3 separate regions of the Homo sapiens genome follow, and regions 1 and 2 are each linked to region 3. A link is an interaction called in ENCODE POLR2A ChIA-PET data of the cell type or tissue named here. Cell type or tissue: GM12878. All regions are shown on one strand. Each heading gives the region's core, and the rest is flanking DNA. Links, peaks and the distances in the headings are about the cores only.

Region 1 (8,354 bases), core at 1,309-6,308, 120 kb after region 3:
CATGTAGGCCAGGCTGGTCTTGAACTCCTGACCTCAGGTGATCCGCCCGCCTCGGCCTCCTAAAGTACTGGGAGTACAGGCGGGAGTCACTGCACCTGGCCTAAGCAACTTTTTTATATAGAATCTTGCGAAACCGTTTGCAAGATACCCTTGCTGATCGCTGTGGTATAGAAGGAATAAAACGGAAATGAGACAGGAATCCAATATTGTTCCCCTCAGACCATAATTTAATATTTAAACAGAGAAAGGAATTAGACCTCTGGCCTTTCCAGGCCTAAGAGCTTTTGAAACCTACAGTTGAACTTTCTTTTTTTTTTTTTTTCCTTTGAGACGGAGTTTTGCTTTTGTTGCCCAGGCTGGAGTGCAATGGTGTGTTCTCGGCTTACTGCAACCTCTGTCTCCTGGGTTCAAGCGATTCTCCTGCTTCAGCCTCCTGAGTAGCTGGGATTACAGGCATGCGCCACCATGCCCGGCTAATTTTTGTATTTTTAGTAGAGACAGTTTCTCTGTGTTGGTCAAGCTGGCCTCGAACTCACAACCTCAGGTAATCCACCCGCCTCAAGCCTCCCAAAGTGCTGGGATTACAGGCTTGAGCCACCACGCCCAGCCTCTTTTTTTTTTTTTTTCCTGAGACCAAGTTTCACTCTTGTTAGCCAAGCTGGGGCACAATGGCGCTGTCTCAGCTCACTGCAACCTCCGCCTCCCAGGTTCAAGCGATTCTCCTGCGTCAGCCTTCCGAGTAGCTGGAATTACAGGCGCGCACCACCACACCAGGCTAGTTTTTTGTATTCTTAGTAAAGACGGGGTTTCACCATGTTGGCCAGGCTGGTCTTGAACTCCTGACCTCAGGTGATCTGCCCACCTTGGCCTCCCAAAGTGCTGGGATTACAGGCGTGAGCCACCATGCCCGGCCAGTTGAACTTTTATATAAAGGCCAATTTACAGAAATTCAAGGAAAACCCATAAAATTAAGGTAACTATATCGAGAGAAAAATAAAATTATTTATAATAAAAATACACAGAAATACCAGAGGTGTGCTGCTTCAGGTGCAAGCCAGATTTTTTTTTTTTTTTTTTTTTTTTTTTTGGAGACGCAGTCTCACTCTGTCACCAGGCTGGAGTGAAGTGGTACCATCTCTGCTTACTGCATCCTCCGTCTCCCGGGTTCAAGCAATTCTCCTGCCTCAGCCTCCCAAGTAGCTGGGACTACAGGCGCAAACCACCACGCCCAGGTAATTTTTTTACGTTTAGTAGAGGCGGGGTTTCACCATGCTATCCAGGATGGTTTCGATCTCTTGACCTGGTGATCTGCCCACCTCAGCCTTCCAAAGTGCTGGTATTACAGGCATGAACCACCAGCCCAGCCAATTTTAAATACTTGGCCTCATCGATTATCTCCTTAAATACAAACTAACTTACAAACGACACTATTTGAATTCGAAAATATTGTCACCAAAACCAATGGCACTAATATCTCAGGTCACCTATGCATAACTAAATTGTTTCTTTGTAGTCTCAGCTACTGGAGAGGCTAAGGCAGAAGCATCATCTGAGTCCAGGAGTTCCAAGCTGTAGTGCACTATGATTGTGCCTTGAAAAGCCCCAGCACTCCAGCCTCAGCAACATAGGAGAAACCCCTCTCTTAAAAAAAGAAAAAAAAAAGTAAAATTGGCTATTTACATCTGGCCATTTCTCTGTCACAATTATCACATAAGGAAAGTCAAGCTAACACCCTACTAACGAAACTCATGAACTATTCAGTACTGTGAACGTGGCTGCAGTTAGTCAACTGTTGAACTGATATGCATTTTTCTATGAAGCATGAATTTGAATACAAGCACCCAAGTTTGAAGCAAATTTTAAAATCTGATGTAAAATCTGATAGACTGAATTAGCTGAAACCTCTTGGGAAAGACCAGTGTCACCATGAAGAACAGTGTCACCTCAATTGTATTAAAAGGTGCAACTGACAAGAGGATTCAGAAAAGTGTCTCGCAATTAGAGAAATAAAAGGCATGTCTCGCCTTGAATGGAGGCTTCTGTTAAAATCATGATTTTAAAAAAAAAAAAAAAAGAGCCGGGTGCGGTGGCTCACGCCTATAATCCCAGCACTTTGGGAGGCTGAGATGGACGGATCACCTAAGGCCAGGGGATCAAGACCAGCCTGGCCAACGTGGTGAAACCTGGCCTCTACTAAAAATACAAAAATTAGCCTGGCGTGGTGGTGCTCACCTGTAATCCCAGCTACTCGAGAGGCTGAGGCAGGAGAATCACTTGAACCCGGGAGGCAGAGGTTACAGTGAGCCGAGATCGTGCCACTGCACTCCAGCCTGAGCGACAGAGTGAGACTCAGTCTCAAAAAAAAAAAAAAAAAAAAAAAACCATTTTCACCATTATAGCCAGGTCCTGTAGTCAAATCAGGATATAGTGATTGCATGTCAAGTATGAAGTTTCTTGCTTTTTTTTTTTTTTGGTTGACTGTTTCTATTGCAAAAGCTCTTAATAACAAAACTGATAAGTACATGCCCTTTGCTCAGCCCCAAATCAAGTTTTTGATTTTCTCAGTGCTTTTCATTTTTGCTGACAATGCATCAAAAAACACCAGAAAAGCTTTTCTCCATTTGTATTCCTGTTACAAAGCTTTACAGGGGCAGAACTTCTTTAAAGCATGTATCTTTGTTATGTTTTCAATAGAAAGGCAACCCACTCTGTTATTCTCTGATGTTTTTTTATTTAACAATAATTGATGCTCACTGAAAAAGATCAAAAAGTAGGTTGTGATTTATCTATGATAAACGGATGGTGAAGTGAATTTCCTCATTTGATTACTAAAGATAATTCAGAAAGCTGACATTAAAGCAGAGCCATTTGCAAAGTGGAATTAAAATAGATTTGTTTTTAATCAGGTTTTATTTTCACACTGTGAGGAGCTGCTGTATTTAGCATGCTAGACATGCTCAAAGAGTTCAGTCATGCGTAATGAAAGCTCAGATGGAAAAAGCGTCTGAGCCTCCAACTCAGGCTTTGAATGCTAACCCAGCCAGTAGAGTAGTAAAATAATATCTCCATTTAAACAGGACAGGATAGTTATCAGATTTTAACAAGAATTTGGTTACAAGTCAGGTCCCAAGCTATTAAAATTAAGCTGTTTCAGGAGAAAACATGCACTTAAAATATAAGCATTTTGGCCGGGCCTGGTGGCTCACGCCTGTAATCCCAGCACTCTGGGAGGCCGATCATAAGGTCAGGAGATCAAGACCATCCTGGCTAACACAGTGAAAACCCATCTCTACTAAAAATACAAAAAATTAGCCGGGCATGGTGGTATGCACCTGTAGTCTCAGCTACTCGGGAGGCTGAGGCAGGAGAATCGCTTGAACCCGGGAAGCAGAGGTTGCAGTGAGCCCAGATCACGCCACTGCACTCCAGCCTGGGCAACAGAGCGAGACTCTGTCTCAAAAAAAAAAAAAAGAAAAAAATATATATATATGCATTTCTTCTTTTTTTATTTTGAGACAGTCTTGCTCTGTTGCCCAGGCTGGAGTGCAGTGGCGTGATCTGGGGTCACTACAACCTCCACCTTCCAGGTTCAAGAGATTCTTGTGCTTCAGCCTCCTGAGTAGCTGGGACTACAGGTGCCTGCTACCACGCCCGGCTAATTTTTGTGTTTTTAGTAGAGATGGGTTTTCACCATGTTGGCCAGGCTGATCTCGAAACACTGACCTCAAGTGATCCACCTGCCTAGGCCTTCCAAAGTGCTGGGATTACAAGTGTGAGCCACTGCGCCCAGCCCAAAATATAAAAATAAAATAAAATATATATAAAATATAAAAAAAATTCTTCTTTTTTTCTTTTGAGATGGAGTCTTGCTCTGTCGCCCAGGCTGGAGTACAATGGTGCCACCTCAGCTCACTGCAACCTCCACCTCCCAGGTCCACACGATCCTCCCACCTCAGACTCCCTAGTAGCTAGGACTAAGGTGCACACCACCACACCCAGCTAATTTTTGTATTTTTAGTAGACACAGGATTTCACCATGTTGGCCAGGCTGGTCTGGAACTCCTGACCACAGGAGATCCACCTGCGTATTTCTTCTTAAAGGCATCATATAAAATATATAAAAGGCATCATATAAAATCATATAACTGGCCAGGCACAGTGACTCATGTCTGTAATCCTAGCACTTTGGGAGGCCGAGGCGGGTGGATCACAAGGTCAGGAGTTCAAGACCAGCTTGGTCAAGATGGTGAAACCCCATCTCTACTAAACATACAAAAAAATTAGCCAGGTGTGGTGGCGGGCGCTTAGAATCCCAGCTACTCGGGAGACTGAGACAGACAATTGCTTGAACCCAGGAGGCAGAGGTTGCAGTGAGCCAAGATCGTGCCAGTGCATTCCAGCCTGGACGACAGTGAGACTGCATCTCAAAAAATAAGTAAATAAAATAAAATAAAATAATATAATATTAACTAGCTATAAAATGAACAAAGCCCCAACCACATGAGAATTTGACAATACCAACAAACTCGTACTATTAGAACCAAATTTTTTCCCCAAAATAACAGAAAATAAAACGCAACACCACTGTAATATTATTAAAGGGTGTTTGATCTCGGCAGTGAGCCAAGATCGCGCCATTGCACTCCAGCCTGGGCAACGAGCGAAACTCCATCTCTAAATAAATAAATAAATAAATAAATTATCAGAACTCCAAAGAATTGAAAATATTAGCTAGCTAGTCCTCTAGTTCTTTTTTTTTTTTTTTTTTTTTTTTTTGAGACAGGGTCTCCCTCTGTCGCCCAGGCTGGAGTATAGTGGTGCAATCTTAGCTCACTGCAACCTCTGCCTCCCAGGCTCAAGCCATCCTCCCACCTAGTAGCAGAGTCTACAGGCGCACACCACCAGGCCCAGTTAATTGTTTTTGGTATTTTTTTGTAGAGGCGTCTCCATATTGCCCAGGCTGGTCTTGAACTCCCGAACTCAAGGGATCTGCCAGCCTTGGCCTCCCAAAGTGCTGGGGTTATAGGTGTGAGCCACTGCACCCAGCGCAGATCCATTCTTTAAGCAAGCTAATACTTTATAACAGAGCCAGGCACGGTTGGCTCACGCCTGTAACCCCAGCACTCTGGGAGGCCCAGACAGGTGGATCACCTGAGGTCAGGAGTTCCAGACTAGCCTGGCCAATATAGTGAAACCCCGTCTCTACTAAAAATACAAAAATTAGCTGGGCATGGTGGCATGCACCTGTAATCCCAGCTACTCAGGAGTCTTAGGCAGGAGAATCACTTGAACCTGGGAGGAAGAAGTTGCAGTGAGCCTGGGCAACAGAGTGGACTCCGATAAAAAAAAAAAACACTTCATATGGTACTTTACTGTTCAACCCTCTAAGAAAGCTAAATAATTTATTCCGTGTTATTTTTAGTTTTTCAGAAATGAATATACTGGCTGATATATTTTTAAATCAGTTCTTAAGTTTCTACCATTGTTTATTTCTGGAAAGTTGCTAAAAGTAACATTTTTCCCCCTGTGAGGAAATACTGGCAATATACTTAATACTAAGAATTACTAATGCAGTTTACCAATATTTGTGTAATTGAGTGGAAAATAGACTGGAAAGATATTTGCAAATGTTAATCATGGTTAATGCCTATGTGGTAGAATTTGAATTTTTTAAAAAAATTTTATTCCTGGCTGGGAGCAATGGCGCATGCCTGTAATCACAGTACTTTGGGAGGCTGAGGCCAGTGGATCACCTGAGGTCAGGAGTTCGAGACCAGCCTGGCCAACATGGTGAAACCCCGTCTCTACTAAAAATACAAAAATTAGGGCCGGGCGCGGTGGCTCACGCCTGTAATCCCAACACTTTGGGAGGCCAAGGTGGATAGAACACAAGGTCAAGAGTTTGAGACCAGCCTGGCCAATATGGGGAAACCCCGTCTCTAATAAGAATACAAAAATTAAGGCCGGGCACAGTGATTCACACCTGTAATCCCAGCTACTCGGGCGGCTGAGGCAGGAGAACTGCTTGAACCCAGGAGGCAGAGGTGGCAGTGAGCCAAGATCACACCACTGCACTGCAGCCTGGGCAACAGAGCAAGACTCTGTCTCTAAAAAAAAAAAAAAATTATCTGGGCAGGGTGGCGTGTACCTCTAATCCCAGCTACTTGGGAGGCTTAGGCAGGAGAATCGCTTGAACCCGGGAGGCAGAGGTTGCAGTGAGCTGAGATCATGCCACTGCACTCCAGCCTGGGTGACAGAGCAAGACTCCATCTCGAAAAAAAAAAAGAATACAAGTGCCTGGCACGGTGGCTCACACCTGTAATCCCAGCACTTTGGGAGGCCGAGACGAGCGGATCATGAGGTCAGGAGACAGAGACCATCCTGGCTAACACGGTGAAACCCCGTCTCTACTAAAAATACAAAAAATTAGCCGGGCTTGGTGGCGAGTTCCTGTAGTCTCAGCTACTCAGGAGGGTGAGGCAGGAGAATTGCTTGAACCTGGGAGGTGGAGGTTGCCATGAGCCGAGATCGCGCCACTGCACTCCAGCCTGGGCAACAGAGTAAGACTCCATCTCAAACAAAAAAAAAAATTAGCCGGGCATGGTGGTGGCCACCTGTGATCACAGCTACTTGGGAGGCTAAGGCAGGAGAATCACTTGAACCCGGCAGGCAGAGGTTGCAGTGAGCCGAGATCAAGCTACTGCACTCCAGCCTGGGCAAAAGAGTAAGACTCCATCAAAAAAAAAATTATTCCTCTATATTTTCTAAGTTTTTCTTTGGTTAACAGGTATTACTTTTATTTTATTATTCTTTGAGATCGGGTTGCTCTGTTTCCCAGGCTGGAGTGCAGTGGTGTGATCACCTTACTGCAGCCTCAACCTCCTGGGCTTAAGCAATCCTCCAGCCTTAGCCTCCTGAGTAGCTGGGACCACAGGCCCATGCCACCACACCCGGCTTTTTTTTTTTTGAGACCAGGTCTCACTCTGTCACCCAGGCTGGAGTACAGTGGTGCAATCTTGGCTCACTGCAATCTCCGCCTCCTGGGTTCAAGGGATTCTCCTGCCTCAGCCTCCTAAGTAGCTGGGACTACAGGCGCACACCACCACACCCAGCTAATTTTTGTATTTTTAGTAGAGACGGGGTTTCGCCATGTTGGCCAGGATGGTCTCAATCTCCTGACCTTGTGATCCTCCCGCCTCGGCCTCCCAAAGTGCTGGGATTACAGGCGTGAGCCACTGGGTGCGGCCCCCTAAGTTTTTGTCTTTTTTAAAAGAGATGGTGTCTGACCATATTGCCCAGGCTGGTCTGAAACTCCTGGTCTCAAGCAATCCTCCAGACTCAGCCTCCCAAAGTGCTGGGATTATAGAAGTGAGCCACCAAGCCCTGTCAGGTATTGCTTTTATAATCTGAAATTAAAAAGTTATAATAAAATGACTTGGGCCGCTCTCGGTGGCCCACACCTGTAATCCTAGCACTTTGGGAGGCGAAGGCAGGTGGATCACCTGAGGTAGGGAGTTCAAGACCAGCCTGACCAACATGGAGAAACTCCATCTCTACTAAAAATATAAAATTAGCCAGGCCTAGTGGTGCATGCCTATAATCCCAGCTACTCAGTAGGCTGAGGCAGGAGAATCGCTTGAACTTCGGAGGCAGAGATTGCAGTGAGCCAAAATTGCACCATTGTACTCTAGCCTAGGCAAGAAGAGCAAAACTGCGTCTCAAAACAATAAAAAATAAAATAAATGACTTTTGGAAGTCAGCATCTGGGTCACTTTAGCTAAGGGTTCCCCTGAAATGTTGATAGTTAACTGCATTAAATTACATATATATTAACAAATCCCACATGAACAAAATGTTATTACTCTCTATGTTAACTCAGATATTTTATTTAACTTTTTTTTTCTTTTTGAGAGAGTGTCATTCTTTCACTCCTGCTAGAGTGCAGGGGTAGGATCATAGCTCACTGCAACCTCAAACTCCTGGGCTCAAGGGATCCTCCCCCTCCAACCACCGGACTACAGGCGAATGCCATGGTGCCAGGCCCTCACTCAACCTTTTAAGACCCTACTGGTAATCTCCATTATTAAAAAGCTTAACTGTTTCACCATAAGTGATAATCACATTAGCCAAAACACCCAGGCCTAGGAGATTGTAACTTCTGTAACATCAAGACACAAGCAGAACGTAAATAACGCAAATCAAAACTTCTTTTTTCTTTTTTTGACGGAGTCTCCCCCCCGTCGCCCTGTCTGGCGTACAGCGTCGCGATCTCGGCTCCCTGCAACCTCCCCCTCCTGGGTTCAACCAATTCTCGTGCCTCAGCCTCCCGAGTAGCTGGGATTACAGGCACCGGC
Region 2 (8,354 bases), core at 1,294-6,293, 370 kb after region 3:
GGGCTGACCCTGCGGCTGGGGTGCTGCGGCGTCGCTCTGGCTATGCCCGGTCCACTCACGGACTCCCTGCTTTGGCCTGCTCAGCTCAGGAGAACCGGGCCCGACTCCATTTCGGGCAGTGGTGGACAGGGAAACTAGTGCCTGCCTGTAGTGGTCCCAGGCATAGAGCTTCCTGCAGCTACCCTGTGGCTTAGTTCACGTTTTGTTGCTTTGACCACCGATGAGAAATGTGCAGTAGGGACCCTGTAGGAGTCTGCTTACCCGAAATGGTTTCTGTCTTGAATAGTTGTTGAGTGAAAGGTAACGTGTTTCGATTAAATATATATGTGTGTGTGTGTGTGTATTCCCAGAAGTGAAAAGACTTAAATATTCTTTTTTTTTTTTTTTTGAAATGGAGTCTCGCTCTGTCGCCCAGGTTGGAGTGCAGTGGCGCGGTCTCGGCTCACTGCAACCTCTGCCTCCCGGGTTCTCTGCCTCAGTCTCCCAGTAGCTGGGATTACAGGCGCCCACCACCACGCCTAGCTAATTTTTTTTTTTTTTTTTTTTTTTTTTTTTTTTTTTTAGTAGAGACGGGGTTTCACCATCTTGGCCAGGCTAGTCTTGAACTCCTGACCTCGTGATCCACCCACCTCGGCCTCCCAAAGTGCTGGAATTACAGGTGTGAGCCACTGCGCCTGGCCTAGGATTTTCAATCTAGAAACGGTCGTGGAGTGTCTGGGACTTGTATGTAGCTCGCTGTTTACTAGAGGGTTTGGTATTTCACGTGTATTTAATTTATATTTGGATTGGATTTTACTTACTTTTCTAATCAGCCTGTGAACTAAAGTGAACAAACAGGTTTCAGTGCCCTTTGTTTTCAGACATAAGGAAACATGACCGGAGAAATTATAGTCATGCATTGTTTAACAGAGATATGAGAAATGCATCTTAGGTGAATCTATCATTGGAATATCATAGAGTTTTTTTGTTTGTTTGTTTTGTTTTTGAGACAGGGTCTTGCTGTGTCGCTCAGGCTGCAGTGCAGTGGTGCCATGACAGCTCGCTGCAACCTCGATCTGCTGTGATACTTCTGCCTCAGCCTCCTGAGTAGCTGGGACTGCAGGCCTGCATCACCATGCCAGACTAATTTTTTAAAATTAAATTATATATTTTTGTATATTTTAATTTTCTTTTTATAGAGAAAGGGTCTTGCTATGTTTCTCAGGCTGGTCTCGAACTCCTGGTCTCAAGCAATCCACCTGCCTCAGCCCCCCAAAGTGCTGGGATTACAGGCCTGAGCTACCATGTCTAGACCACAGCCGGCTAATTTTAATTTTTTTTGTATAGACAGGGTTTCTCCCTCTGTTGCCCAGTCTGGTCTCCAACTTCTGGGCTCAAGCAGTCTTCCTGCCTTGACCTTCTAAAGTGTTGGAATTACAGGCATGAGCCACTGAGTCCTGCCCATAGAGTGTACTTACGCAAACCTAGATAGTATAGCCTACTGCACACCTAGGCTATATGATACAGCCTACTGCTCCTACGCTACAAATCTCTACAGCATGTTACTGTACTGTATACTGTAGGCAATTGTAACACAATGGTTGGTATTTTTGTATCTAAACATAGAAAGGGTACACTAAAAATGGTACAATAAAAATACAATATTGTAATCTGATGGAACCACTGTCTTATATGCAGTCTGTTGTTGACTAAAGATCATGTGACATGTGACTGTATTTGCTCAATGTATTGCATGGAGAGGGCCAGTGCTTCTCAAATGTGTGTAGTAACCACTTAGCAATCTTTTGTTTTTTTAAGACGGAGTCTCACTCTGTCACCCACGCTGGAGTGCAGTGGTGCGATCTTGGCTCACTGCAACCTCTGCCCCCCGGGTTCAAGCAATTCTCCTGCCTCAGCCTCCTGAGTAGCTGGGATTTCAGGCGCACACCACCACGCCCGGCTAATTTTTGTATTTTTAGTAGAGACGGGGTTTCACCACCTTGGCCAGGCTGGTCTTGAACTCCTGACCTCGTGATCCACCCCCCTCGGCCTCCCATAGTGCTGGGATTACAGGCGTGAGCCACCGCGCCCGGCCAGGAACCTTGTTAAACTGTATATTCTGATTCATTAGGTCTGGAGCAGGTCCTGAGAATTTCTGCAGTTCTGACAAGCTCCCAGGTGTATATGATTCTGCTGGTGTGATGCACGCCTCAAATAGCAGTAGCCCTAAGTGACACGGTTAATAGCACAATTGCCTCCTTTCCATATCTGATTCTTATGCCCAAACAACAATTTCTTAATATTTATGAAATTTCAGTTACATATGAAGAGAAAGTCATAGGATGGAAATGACAAATAGCGTTGCCAAGATAGAATTTTTATTAAGGATTCATTTTGCTTATTTTATTACTTGAAAATCTGAGAATTCACAATATTGGAAATAATGGGCTTAAAAATATCAAGCTGGCTGGGTGTGGTAGCTCGAGCCTGTAATCCCAGCACTTGGGAGGCCGAGGCGGGGGGATCACCTGAGGTCAGCAGTTTGAGACCAGCCTGGCCAACATGGTGAAACCCCATCTCTACTAAAAATACAAAAATTAGCCAGGCATGGTGGTGGGCGCCTGTAATCCCAACTTCTCGGGAGGCTGAGGCAGGAGAATTGCTTGAACCCACGAGGCGGGGTTTGCAGTGAGCCAAGATGGCACCACTGCACTCCAGCTTGGGCCACAAGAGCAAAACTCCATCTCGAAAAAAAAAAAAGTATCCAGCGACACGGTAGCTCACGCCTGTAATCCCAGCACTTTGGCTGGTCAAGGCAGGTGGATCACGAGGTCAGGAGTTCAAGAACAGCCTGGCCAAGATGGTGAAACCCCATCTCTAATAAAAACGACAAAAATTAGCTGGGCACAGTGGCAGGCACCTGTAATCCTAGCTACTCGGGAGGCTGAGGCAGGAGAATCGCATGAACCTGGGCGGCAGATGTTGCAGTGAGCCGAGATTGCGCCACTGAACTCCAGCCTGGGCGACAGAGAGACTCCATCTCAAAAGAAAAAAAAAAAGTATTAAGCTTTTTGTTGTTAGAAAGTCTTTAACTGCTGGGCGTTGTGGCTCACGCCGGTAATCCCAGCACTTTGGGAGGCCAAGGCAGGCGAATCACCTGAGGTCGGAAGTTCAAGACCAGCCTGACCAACATGGAGAAACCCCATCTCTACTAAAATTACAAAATGAGCTGGGCGTGGAGGCACATGCCTGTAATCCCAGCTACTCGGGAGGCTGAGGCAGGAGAATCACTTGAATCCCGGAGGTGGAGGTTGCAGTGAGCGGACATCATGCCACTGCACTCCAGCCTGGACAACAGAGTGAGACTGTGTCTCAAAAAAAAAAAAAAAAAAAAAAGATTTGTTAGGCAGGACCAGAGCAATGCCAACTCTAGGGCTAATTATTCCCCTGAGGCAAGACCTTCATAAGTACTCTTTCCAATGCCCCACACATTACGAGTTTTTCCAATCTGGATCATAGGAGTAGGCACTATTCCTTCTAATCCAGGGGTCCCAGTCTCCAGGCCGCGGACTAGTACCAGTTGGTGGTCTGTTAAGAGCCGGGCCGCATAGCAGGAGGTGAGTGGCAGGCGAGCGAGCATTACTGCCTGAGTTCTGTCTCCAGTCAGATCAGCAGCAGTATTCCATTCTCATAGCAGCACAAACCCTATTGTGAACTGTGCACGTGAGGGATCTAGGTTGCCCACTCCTTATGAGAATCTAACGAACGTCTGATGAACTGAGGTGGAAGAGTTTCATCCCGAAACTCCAAAAAGGTTAGGAATCGCTGTAGTAATCCTTTTACGTGGTTCTTTCCCCAGCCTTGTGTAGTTTTCTTACATATGTATCCTGAACAGTACTCTGCTGAATGCTAGAGGCGGGGACCTTTTACAGATCTCTGGGGTTCTGTCTGAACAACTCTCTTTCTCTGGTACTCTGTCCTTTCCATCTGGCTACCTTGGTCTCCCTGGACTCAGCTCTGTCTCCTCAGCTCCGGGATTCCACCAGGCCCTTCCTCACTTTGCTCTTCTTGCAGTAGAGCCTGGAAACCCTCAAGGCAGTAAGCTGGAGCAATAATAGGGCTCACTTCACTTGTACTTTTTTTTTTTTGAGACGGAGTCTGGCACTGTTGCCCAGGCTGGAGTGCAGTGGCGCGATCTCAGCTCACTGCCACCTCCACCTCCAGGGTTCAAGCGATTCTTCTGCCTCAGCCTCCCGAGTAGCTGGGACTACAGGCGTGTACCACCACACCCGGCTAATTTTTGTATTTTTAGTAGAGACGGGGTTTCACCATATTGGCCAGACTGGTCTCGGACTCCTGTCCTCGTGATCCGCCCGCCTCGGGCTCCGAAAGTGCTGGGATTACCGGCGTGAGCCACCGCGCCCAGCCATTTGTACTTTTTTCAGGGATTTCTGTCCTTTGTTGCGTGATATCCGGTGTCTTAAAGACCATTTGTTACATTTTGGGGATCCGTATTTTGGTTGTTTATGTGGGAAAGTAAATCTAGCCCCTGTTTATCTTCAGTTCTGGAAGTGGAAGTCCAAATATCACACCCACCTGGCACACTTTTACCACCCCAAACCATTGAATATGGAAACTGTTTTAAGTGAGGTTGTATACTATTGAACTCATATCCAATTACTTCCAGGGGAAGCTATTATCCTGTCTTGATATCCCTAACAGACTTAACCAATGCCTGGCACTTGGCTGACATTCACTAAAAGCTGGAGAGCATGAATAAACTATTTTTAGCAGACAGCTGTTGATCAGCTTATGGTGTTTTCTTCCAACATTTGTTGATGGGCTTTTGCAATTTTCTTTTTGCCTGCCGGCAGCAAAAGGAAGCCAGGCAAAATGGACATTTCTGGGACTTGTTACTCATGATTGTAATTATCCACAAAAACGCACCCTTTAAAAAGCTTTGATAGGCATGAAGGAACTTTTGGGGGTGATAGAAATGTTCTAAAACTGAGTTGTGATGGTTGCACAAGGGGACGAAAAATCATTAACTTGTACACTTAAAAATGGGTGAATTTTGTGGTATGTAAATTACACCTAAAAAAAAGCTTTTTTAAAAAGCTTATCTGAAAGATTTCCAGGCATTTTAAGGTGAAAAAAGGACACATTGCCAACAATTTGTACAGGAGAAACCTGTACTTTTTCCAAAGTCTCATATGAATTAAAGTACAACCTTGAGGCCAGGTGCCTGTAATCCCCACACTTTTTTCCCAGCACTTTTGGATGCTGAGGTGGGCAGATCACTTGAGGCCAGGAGTTCGAGACCAGCCTGGCCAACATGGCAAAACCCCTTCTCTACTAAAAATACAAAAATTAGCTGGCTGTGGTGGTGGGCACCTGTAATCCCAATTACTCAGAAGGCTGAGGCAGAAGAATTGCTTGAATCCAGGAGGCGGAGGGTTGCAGTGAGCCAAGATTGCACCACTGCCCTCCAGGCAGGGCAACACAGCAAGACTCCATCTCAAACAAAACAAAACAAAACAAAACAAACAAACAACCTTGAGCAGGAGTAGGAGCAGACTATGGTCAACTTATACTTTGTACAATACATATGTATTAGGTGTAATCAGGAAAATATTAAAGATTTTAAAAGAAAGACTAACACTGAGAAAAATCAAAGGGCAATTCCAAGAGAAAAGGGGCTTATTTGATCGAAAGGGAAGATTCCATTTCCTTCTCCACTGGCTCCTAATGTGGTGGTGGTGGGGCGTGGGGGTTCACACCAAAAAATTCTACAATTCTCTGCAGACCTTAGGAGGGTGTCTGTCAGTCTCTTGCTATAATGGAATGCCTGAGGCTGGGTAATTTATCAAAAAATGAAGTTAAGGGCTTGGCGCGGTGGCTCATGCCTATGGTCCCAGCACTTTGGGAGGCTAAGGCAGGTGGATCACCTGACATCAGGAGTTTGAGACCAGCCTGGCCAATATGGTGAAACCCCATCTCTACTAAAAATACAAAAATATTAGCTGGGTGTGGTGGTGGGCACCTGTAATCCCAGCTACTCGGGAGGCTGAGGCAGGAGAATTGCCTGAACCCGGAGGCAGAGGTTGCAGTGAGCTGAGATCGTGCCTCTGCACTCCAGCCTGGGGACAGAGTGAGACTCCATCCCAAAAAAAAACCAAACAAACAAAAAACGAACAAACAACAACAAAATGAAGTTAACTTGGCTAACAATTCTGCTGGCTGGAAGATGGAGAAGCTGGTGAAAGCTTCAGGCTGCTTCCACTCATGGCAAATGGTGAAATGGAGCCAGTGTGTGCAGAGATCTCGCAGCAAGAGAGAGAGAGACAGGGGAGGCGCCAGGCTATTTTTAGCAATCAGCTCTTGTGGGAGGGAAAAGAGTGAGAACTCACTGACCCCTTCCCCGCAACAAGGCATTGGTTATTCATGAGGGATCTACCCGCATGACCCACACCCTGCCATTAGGGGATAAACGCTCAGCATGAGATTTGTAGGGAATAAACATCCAAACTTTAGCAGTGTCCTATGATTTATCTCAATCCTGACACTATCTACCTGGAAATAGCATCAGATTCCCCAGGTTACAGGCTTAGTCCCTTAAGACTGCCCCCACTTCAGACACTGGGTGCCAGTCCCAGGTTGTCACCTGTACTTCTTGCAGACTCGCTATAAATTAGAAGTTCCCACCATTCCCTCCTCTCTGGGTTTGATCATCTGCTAGGACAGCTCACAGAACTCAGAACGGTCTACTAACCAGATTGCCATTTATTATGAAAGAATATAACAGGAACAGCCAGTGGAAGAGCTGCATAGGGCAAGGAACATGGGAAGGGATCTGGAGCTTCCATGCCCTCCTCAGGCACGCCACCCTCCCCGCAGCTCCGTATGTTCACCAACCTGGAAGCTCCTTGAACCCCATTCTATCAAGATTTGATGAAGGTTTCATTACATAAGCATGAGTAACGAAATGATTGATCATTGAGCTTTTTTTTTTTTTTTTTTTAGAGACCCAGTCTCTAAAAAAAAAAGAAGAGAACAAATACTTTATCAAACCATTTATGTTATACTATAGGAAATGTATCATACATGCTTTATTTGTATGAGATGTCTATATCTGCACTTCAAGCATTAATTCTTACCTTCCAAAAGTGCTTAATAATGTTTTTCTGGGTTTAATTGCCTAGCACAAGTTGGCTTATATTTGGATTTGTCTAAACAGCATTTTTCTACATGTCCTTGACCTTTGTGCACTTTAGAACCTTGGTTTTAAGCTACAGTCCTGTTAATCATCAATTATCAAGTATTCATTCTTACTAATAACTTGAGTCAGATCTATGTACCCAGAGCATATAGTTCATAATTAATAATTAGCTCTTGCATTTGTCTAATGCTTCCTTCCTCTCTAAGGACCAGGTTGATGGTGAACATCATCACTGGAAAGTCAGGAAAGGTTATAGTCCCTACTTTGCAGAGGAAGAAGGACTACTCAGAAGCAGCTGACCTCCTTGGGCAAAGCGAAATGCCATCTAAAAGAATGCATAGGTGACTGGCTGGGGCTTGAAAGAAATCTGAATATTTTCTTCAATAAAAAATTAAATGAGGGCCGGGGGCGGTGGCTCATGCCTGTAATCTCAGCACTTTGGGAGGTCGAGGCGGGTGGATCACGAGGTCAGCAGTTCGAGACCAACCTGACCAACATGTGAAACCCCGTCTCTACTAAAAATACAAAAATTAGCCAGGCATGATCGCGGATGCCTGTAATCCCAGCTACTCAGGAGGCTGAGGCAGGAGAATCGCTTGAACCTGGGAGGCAGAGGTTGCAGTGAGCTGAGATTGCACCACTGCACTCCAGCCTGAGTGACAGAGTGATACTCCGTCTCAAAAAAAAAAAAAATTAAATGGTACACAGATGACATTATGATACCCATTGTATAATAAAACTGTTGAGATTTCAGGATGAAATTACATTGACTAAATTTTTTTCCAGTGATTTAGGAGGTGACATAAACTGTGTCACCTGACTAATTGAAGGAGAACTCTGTCCATTTCCTGAATTATCTTTTTTCCTTTGTTAGATCATCAAGTAGAAGTTTTCTGTGCCCTCTCCTGGCTTGATTCTGAAACTGCATAACATTCAGCCTCACTGGGTGGGTCTCTGAGATAAATTCATGCTCTCCCCTTCCTCTCTCCTGCCCATAGGAGGCTTATTTTATTTTATTTTATATTTTATTTTATTTTATTATTTTTTGAGATGGAGCCTCACTCTGTTGCCCAGGCTGGAGTGCAGTGGCACCATCTCGGCTCACTGCAACGTCTGCCTCCCTGGTTCAAGCCATTCTTGTGCCTCAGCCTCTCCA
Region 3 (8,354 bases), core at 1,623-6,622:
AAAAATAAAACAAAAAGGCTCTTCCTTTTTTTTTTTTTTCTTCTTTAAGTCCAAAGTGCATAGTGAGAGCAAATCAAAACTTTTTTTATTTTTCCTTCTCAGCATCAGTTTCATGTGAGCATCTTCCCATGAGGGCTGCTCAGATGTCTCGCCTTTGTCCTCCTCACCCTTCAAAAATAAGTGAGAGTCAAGCAATTTAGACATTTATCAGCTTGGCAAATAAACTTGGCAGCAAATAGAAGTCCTACTATTGTAAAGAAATTGATAAGACAAAAGGTACATATGATGACCCAACTACTGTGGTGTTGGGTAATTTATAAGGTTGACCTCTGACTTCATTGATGTAAAATCCTATTGGAAATATGACGGCAGCCATACAGAAAAGCATCATCCCAGTGAATGCTATCCATCGAACATATTTTGTAGCTTCTCTTCCCCAGTGGGAAGCCACCAGCAAACCACATGTGACAATCAATGGGAGGGCAGATTCACACCTGACTCCAGAGTCCTAGCTGCCTCCGTCTGTCTAAGGGGAATTTTACAGTCAATGAAATGATTCCCATGATGATAAAAAACAGCATGGTGACCCACTCCAGGGGAAGCTGGGGAGGGATGCACATCCCCTCTCGTCCACGCATTGTTTGACACTGTCCCATGAGGCCCACAGTGAGTGCTCCCACAGACTCCCTGGTGTTGAGCCAGTCTGGGTTGGTGATGCTGGCGATGGCGAAGATATTGGCAGTCAGAAAGAGACATCCTGAGATAATGGTCAATTTATCATCTCCCTGCCCTGCTCCCCCCACCCTCCGAGGCCCAGGCAGGCAGCGGCCTCACACTTCCCACCCCATGAGCGGCCTCTGGGACCTGGAGTCCCCACACTACTGCCTCGTGCCCCCTCGGCCCCCGTGCACCTAGGACCACCAGCCGTGGCATGGCCCGCAGCCCCCAACCTTTTTGGCACCAGGGACCGGTTTTGTAGGAGACAATTTTATCACAGAAAGGGGGCTGAGGGGTGGGGGGTGGGAGGTGGTTTCAGGTTGACTTAAACACCTTACATTTATTATGTACTTTATTTCTATTACTATTACATTGTAATATATAATGAAATAATTGTACAACTCACCATCATGTAGAGTCAGTGGGAGTCCTGAGCTGCTTTTCCTGCAACTAGACGATCCCATCTGGGGTTGATGGAAGACAGTGACAGATCATCAGGCATTAGATTTTCATGAGAAGCTCACAACCTAGATCCTTCACATGTGCAGCTCACAATAGGGATTGAGCTCCTGTGAGTATCTAATGCTGCTGCTGATCTGACAGGAAGCGGAGCTTAGGTGGTAATGGCAAGTGATGGGGAGCGGCTGTAAATACAGGTTGAAGCTTCGCTCACTTGCGTGCTCACTCGCCCGCCACTCACCTGCCATGTAGCCCACTTCCTAACAGGCCACGGACCAGCAGTGGTTTGTGGCCCAGGGGTTGGGAACCCCTGGTATAGTGGACATTTATGAAATGTTACTTACCTCCTGCTGCAAGGTACAGGCTGGTTGGAAGCTGGAGGCCAGTCAGGTTTGAAGTTGAGGAAGGCCCAAACCTGTGGGGACGCCAGGTTGCCATCCTGCCCTGTGGCAGGGGCTATCCAGGTTGTGCATGGACAGTCAAGGACTACTCTGTGCCCCTTCTGTTTTCTGGGAGAGTTCCCCCAAGCTTTCTAATTAAAGTCATCAAACCTTGGCTACTCAGAGACCATATCCTGAGAGATCTGGTAAGGGGTGTTTTGAGGATTCTCTCTGCCTGTTTAATTCCTTCAAGTTCAGATGCTTCTGGGAAGCCTTTTCTGAGCCATTCCCAGTTCCCCCAACCCAAGTGAGTTTGGAGCCCCTCCCCTGCGACTTCTTAGCATCCTGTTTTTGATCTCTATTAACACATTTTCACCTCAATTATGATCCGAGGCTTCCTTGCCTGCCTTCCCATGAGACCGCCAGCATCTTGGATGCAGGACAGGGTCTTATTTATCCTGGTACTGCCACTGTGTAGCTTGTTTCCTGGCACACAGCTGGCGCTCAGCAAGTGTCGGATGAGTGGATGATCAGCCTTGATTGGCTGAGGAGGAACTGGCATTTGGGGCTGGAGAAAACTCCATGTAATTGAGGGCTGAGCATGCTTCTTGTTTATTGGGCATTTGGCTGTCATATGGGAAATAGACATGGTGAACTCTGACCTTAACTGTGAGAGTTTTGGTCAGAAGATGGTTTCTCTGTCTTTTTGTCTTGTTCCAGTATAGCAGGGTTTCTCAACCTTGACACTTCTGACATTTGGGGCCAGATAAGTCTTTGTTGTGGGGGGTGGGTTTCTGTAGCGTCTCTGGCCTCTCCCCATAGATGCCAGTGGTAACTCTTCTCCAGTGGTGACACCCCAGAATGTCTCCAGATATTGCCAAATATCTCCTGGCACAAAATCACCCCCAGTTAAGAAACCCCTGCAGTATAGGGTAGCAGTTAGGAACACAAACTCCTAAGCCAGGCGTATGTGGGCTTATGTTTGCTTCTTATAATTACTAGCTGTATGCCCTTGGGCAAAGTACTTGACCTTTCTAACCCTCAGTTTCCTCAGTTGTAAAATGTGGATAATAGTTACCTTGAATATAACTTTATTGGGTGGAATTATTAATAAGGTCATGCATGTAAAGTGCTTAGTCGAGTCCCTGGCTCCATAATTACTGTTATTTGATAGAAGACTCTTGAGGGTCAAAAAAGAAAATATGCAGAGTTTAGGAAGAAAACAACATTTACTATGGGAATGCATGCACAAGGTAGAAAAATCAGAAGGTTCTCAAGCGTGTACCTGTGGAAAGTAAGTTACCCCCCTCTCCTCCCAGGAAACTTTTTTTTTTTTTGGTAGAGACAGAATCTCGCCGTGTTGCCCAGGCTGGTCCCAAACTCCTGGGCGCAAGCAATCCATCTATCTCAGCCTTCCAAAGTGCTGGTATTATAGGCTTGAACCACCAAACCCAGCCTCATATAACACTTTTTTTTTTTAATTAGGGCCTTGCTCTGTGGCCAAGGCTAGAGAGCAGTGGAGCTGTCATAGCTCACTGCAGCCTCGACCTCCCTGGCTCAAGCGATCTTCCTGACTCAGCCCCCCAAGTAGCTGGGACTACTAGCACACACCACCACACCTAGCTAATTTTTCTGTTTTTTGTGGAGATAGGGTTTCGCCACGTTGCCCAGGCTGGTCTTGAACTCCTGGGCTCAAGTGATCCACCTACCTGCGCCATCCCAAAGGACTGGGATTACAGGTGCGAGCAGGGGTGGTGTCCTGTGGGGTGACCCATTGTTGGGTTTGACATCACAGTAGGGAGGGACCTCAACTTTAATGAAAACAAAAAACTCCAAATACATTTTATGTACAAAACATATTGTCCTGGAGATCATAATCTACTTCTTTTGCTGGCCACGGCTTTTTTTTTTGTTTTTTAATTAATTAATTAATTAATTTAATTTTTGAGACAGGGTCTCGCTCTTTCGCCCAGGTTGGAGTGCAGTGCTGGGATTATAGCTCACTGCAGCCTCGACCTCCAGGGCTCAAGCGATCCTCCCACCTCAGCCTCCCGTGGCCACAATTTTTAAATGGTTGAAATAATAGAGGTCAGAGAGTAAGTACTGTGGCTCATTGAACCTTGCTGCGTGTGTGTGGAATGCCAGCACAGAGAATCCTTATGGACATCAATAGTTTGACAGTCCCAGGGTGATTAAGGTTGACCTCAGTAATGCAGTCAGCACAGATACGTGTAGAAAACTGGGGCTTAGGCTCTTGGATTCAAACGTGCTTGTTATGAATTGAAGAGAGATGGTTCGTAGGGCTGGGCTTCAAAGGAAGGAAGCAAAGGGCATGGTTAGAACTGAGAGTTGTTCACTCATATCTAAACAGCAGTGTGGACAGAGGCTCAGAGGTGGGAATTCCCGCTGCGAGTGGAGAGCGGGCCAGAAAGCAGGCTTAGTGGGTTCATTGTAACATCAAAAATCTACTCAGCTTCTGGTCTTGAAAGGTCTGGCAGTAGAATCTGTTCTCCCCACCCCAGCCGCACCACTTCCTATACTGGAACTTATTAACCTAAGCAGTCACTTTCCTGTCCCGAGTGGCAGGCTCCACTCGAATTTCGCCAGCCTGCCCCATGGGAAGCTGTATCACCAGAGCTCAGAGAGCAAAGCACTTCTCATTTCTGTAGTCTCGGGGCCATGTGGGCCCCTCAGGGATTTTCCCCCGTTACTGTGACTCAGTCAGCAGCCCAAATTAATGCTTGGCAAATGATTTAAAGTAAGAAAGAACTTGTTTAATTTTGTAAATCGTTTTTGTTAAATGTTGACTCCATACAAAAGAATGTGTTCAGTGTAAAGAATAAGGATACAAGAAACATCTTCCATGTACCCATTACCCAGTTTCCAAAAAGAACTTACTGTTACCTTTGGAGTCCCCTGTGTCCCCTCCCTGATCTCACCCGGCCCAAGTCATCCCTGAGTTTTGCTTTTATCACTCTTGCTTTTCTTTATAGTTTTACCATGTGTTTGTATTGCTAAACAATGTACCGTTTAATTCTGCAGGTTTTTGAACTTAATATAATCATATTGTTTTCTTCAGTGCCTTGACATTAATCCACGTTGCATAGAGTGGTATTTCATTTTCACAGATGAATAATGTTCCATTGTATGAGAATTTATTTATCCTTTCTATTACTGGTGGACATTTGGGTTGTTTCCAGTATTTTGCTGAGACAAACAGTGCCACTGTTCACATTCCCGGGACATGTATGCACAGCCTCTCCAGGGACTGCAGCTGGGAGTGGAGTCACAGGGTATGTGCGTCTTCAACTTAACAAATAATGCCAAGTTGTTGCCAAAACTGTTTCCCCAGTTTACCCTTCAACAATTCCGTTTGCCTCATATCCTCTCAACAATGGTATTTTCAGACTTCAACATTTTTACTAATCTGGTGGGCGTACAATGACATCTCATGTGGTTTTGATTTGCATTTTCCTGGTTCTGAGTTGGGCATCTTTTCGTTGCTTACTGATCATTCAGATTTCATCTTCTCGGAAACAACAGATTGTCTTGCTCATTTTTCTATTGGGTGGTTTGTAGACATTTTGTTAGTTTTTTGTTTTTTATTTCTTATTTTGGATACTAATTCTTTGTCAGTTATATGTGTTATAACTACCTACTTCCAGTTTGTGGCTTGTCTTTTCACTGTAGGATATTGTTTTTTGTTTTTGATGAGCAGAAATTCTTTTTTTTTTTTTTTTGATACGGAGTCTCACTCTGTTGCCCCGGCTGGAGTGCAGTGGCGCGATCTCAGCTCACTGCAAACTCCGCCTCCCAGGTTCAAGCGATTCTCCTGCCTCAGCCTCCTGAGTAGCTGGGATTACAGATGCGTGCCACCACGCCTGGCTAATTTTTTTTTATTTTTAGTAGACGGGGTTTCAGCATCTTGGCCAGGCTGGTCTTGAACTCCTGACCTCATGATCCACCCATCTCGGCCTCCCAAAGTGCTGGGATTATAGGCGTGAGCCACCGTGCCCGGCCTGTTCTCTGTTTAAATACCACACTGACTTGTAAAATACATCATTTTAGAAAACTGGTGAACTGGTGTCTAGTAAATCCTTGGCCCATTGCTCTTCCATTTTCATTTTATTTTTTTCTGAGACAGGGTCTCGCTCTGTCACCCAGGCTGTAGTGCAGTGGTGTGATCTTGGCTCACTACAGCCTTGACCTCCCAGGCTTAAGCTATCCTTCCGCCTCAGCCTCCCAAGTAGCTGAGACTAGAGGCACACGCCACCACGCTCAGCTATTTTTGTCTTTTTTGTAGAGACAGGGTTTCACCATGTAGCCCAAGCTAGTCTTGAATTCCTGGGCTCAAGCAATCCTCCCACCTCAGCCTCCCAACGTGTTGGGATTACAGGCGTGAGCCATCTTGCCTGGCCCCATTGTCATGTTAGATTACATTTGTCAAATGCCATAAAAATTGTTGGTATGTTTTATTAGAATTTGCATTGAGTTTATAATATATAAATTTGGGTAGAGCTGACATTTTTATGATGTTGAGTCATCTGATCCATAAATGTGGTATAGCTTTCAATTTACATAACTTATCAAAGTCTAAATTTAGTCAGTGTCTTTATACCTTACTCTCAAACAGTGAGGACCTGAGAACACTTTAATTGCTATCACTTTCTCTTCCACTTTTATTCTGTGGGTGTGCATTTTAGTTCTTTTTAAACCTTTTTTTTTTTTTCTCTCTAGAGACAGGGTCTCGCTGTTGTCCAGGCTGGAGTGCCGTGGCACAATCGCAGCTTACTGCAGCCTGGACCTTCTAGGATTATGCAATCCTCCTGCCTCAGCTTCTCGAGTAGCTGGGATCACAGGCACTCGCCACCACACCCTGCTAATTTTTACTTTTTACTTTTTTTTTTTTGGTAAAGACAGGGTCTCTTTTGGTAAAGACAGGCTGGTCTTGAACTCCTGGGCTCAAGCACTCCTCCTGCTTTGGCCTCCCAAAGTGCTAGGATTAGAGGTGTGAGCCACTGTGCCAGTCCTTTTACAACTTTTATGAGCATCATTAGTTCAGCATTTGTTTAGGTTTGCTCACTTATATATATACTACTTTCATTGTTCTTCCTTCCTTCTTGCATTTAATACTTTTCTTTCTGGGATCACTTTCATCTGCCTGAAATATGTGTTTCATAAGGTGTAAATTTGGGCTGTAGTCCTTTTGGGGGACTGCTAATCATTATACATTCTCAGGGAAGATTTTTCCCTCCTCTGTTCAGCACCAAGATTTGATATAGGCAGTTTCTGTATTGTCTTCTTTCCACCAAGGTTCAGTGAGACCTCCCTCTGGGGATGGGGTGGAGGGTGGGGCTCAAGCTTGCCCAGTTCTGCAAATGTCTTTTCTTGAAACCTGGTTTCAAAGCTCCACTTGCTCTCTGGATTTCAACCCTTGTTTAGATGTGTTTTGACCTCTCAGTATTACTTACTGACCTATCAGTTCTTTGATACATTTTATTTTATTTTTAACTCCTCTTACTATCATTCCCAATCTTTAATGCATTTTAAAAGATGTCTTATCATTTTTAGTCAGCATTTGTGGCTGTTTGCGGTGGGAGAATTGGCCAGGGCACCTTTGCCAGAAATGGAGTTGTTTCATAGTTTTCATTTTGCAGTTCATCTGGCAGCAGCAAACTGTGAATATATTAATGCTTAGTAATGTTCACTTCTGGATTGTGTGAGTCTTTTAAAATTAATTAATTTATATATTCTTTAGAGATGGGTTCTCACTATCTTGCCCAGGGTAGTCTCAAACTCTGGGGCTCAAGCAATCTGCCTGCCTTGGCCTCCCACAGTGTTGGGATTACAAGTGTGAGCCACTGTGCCCAGCCTTGGATTTGCTTTATTTTTTTATTTTTTTTAGAAACAGGGTCTCGCTGTTGCTCAGGCTGGAGTGCAGTGGTTACTCATAGGTGCAATCAAAGCTCACTACAGCCTTGAACTCCCGGCCTCAAGTGATCCTCCTGCTTCAGCCTTTCGAGTAGCTGGGACTACAGTCATGTGCCACCGTAGCCAACCACTGCTGGGTTTTATACGATGTTTTATCGCACTCATTAGTATAAGGAAGAGAGATTGTTATGTGCCTGTGATGACAGAGAATTTGTCCATTTGGTACAGGCTCAGGATCTGTTGAACCCGGTATTCTGTTTGTCCACAGAAGTTTTGTCCTTTTCTATAGCGGAAAGGGCACAGTTTTTAGAGTGTGATGGATTTGGCCTTGAATGTGGGCAGGGCTGTGCAACCTAGGTCAGCAACAACTTCTTAAACTGTGATTTGCTCATCTGCTCAATGGGGGTGACTGTATTAGTCCCCCCTCCCAGGATCATTGTGAGCACTGGTGAGGCGGCATGAAACACTGTGCGTGCGGCACCACAGCAGCTCTGGCCCTGACTCCCTTCATGGCTGCTGTGGGTTATGGTCTATTTGCAAGGGAAGCAACCAGCCCGTGAGTTTCTCTTGCCAGTAACCTCCTCTGGAGTCTCAGCAGATGGAGCTGTTAGTAGCAAGGCTGAGTTTCCTCTCTGCACAGGGCACAGTTCCACCCACAGTCCCTTATCAGGAATCACAATTTTTATTTCATTTTATTTTATTTTTTATTTTATTCAAGATAAGGTCTCGCACTGTCACCCGAGCTGGAGCAGCAGTGCCACAATCTCAGCTCACTGCAGCCTCAACCTCCCAGGCTCAAGTGATCCTTCCACCTCAGCCTCCCGAGTGGCTGGGACCATAGACACCTGCCACCACACCCGGCTAAAT

Evidence for each region. Peaks named below come from ENCODE experiments on the same cell type or tissue, not always from the same donor. Only the 100,000 strongest peaks of a DNase experiment are listed, where the experiment ranks them.
Region 1: POLR2A ChIA-PET joins it to region 3 with 11 read pairs; 27 of 35 experiments call an interaction of 5 or more read pairs at or near these places.
Region 2: POLR2A ChIA-PET joins it to region 3 with 6 read pairs; 3 of 35 experiments call an interaction of 5 or more read pairs at or near these places.

What each region holds. Positions count from the first base shown.
Region 1 is chr1:15,838,579-15,846,932 of GRCh38, reverse strand. All of the region lies in intron 1 of SPEN-AS1 (SPEN antisense RNA 1), which reads left to right. Among named protein-coding and RNA genes, the nearest start is that of SPEN, 5.0 kb to the left of the region's middle. RefSeq lists enhancers at 1-96, 1,976-2,075 and a silencer at 2,306-2,375. In GM12878, for the core only: no CTCF peak of the experiment used is centred there; no DNase peak of the experiment used is centred there; H3K4me3 peaks cover 1,947 bases; H3K27ac peaks cover 1,899 bases.
Region 2 is chr1:15,595,035-15,603,388 of GRCh38, reverse strand. LOC124903854 (a long non-coding RNA gene) reads left to right here. Exons shown (of 3, transcript XR_007065483.1): 1 at 1-300; 2 at 7,405-7,539. Among named protein-coding and RNA genes, the nearest start is that of AGMAT, 14 kb to the right of the region's middle. In GM12878, for the core only: no CTCF peak of the experiment used is centred there; no DNase peak of the experiment used is centred there.
Region 3 is chr1:15,962,056-15,970,409 of GRCh38, reverse strand. The region is part of intron 2 of ZBTB17 (zinc finger and BTB domain containing 17); the gene reads left to right. It overlaps LOC124903855 (a long non-coding RNA gene), which reads right to left. Exons shown (of 3, transcript XR_007065486.1): 3 at 2,767-8,354. Among named protein-coding and RNA genes, the nearest start is that of ZBTB17, 9.9 kb to the left of the region's middle. RefSeq lists enhancers at 4,288-4,477, 4,760-4,929. In GM12878, for the core only: no CTCF peak of the experiment used is centred there; DNase peaks (open chromatin) are centred at 4,079, 4,999 and 6,163; H3K4me3 peaks cover 2,349 bases; H3K27ac peaks cover 3,333 bases.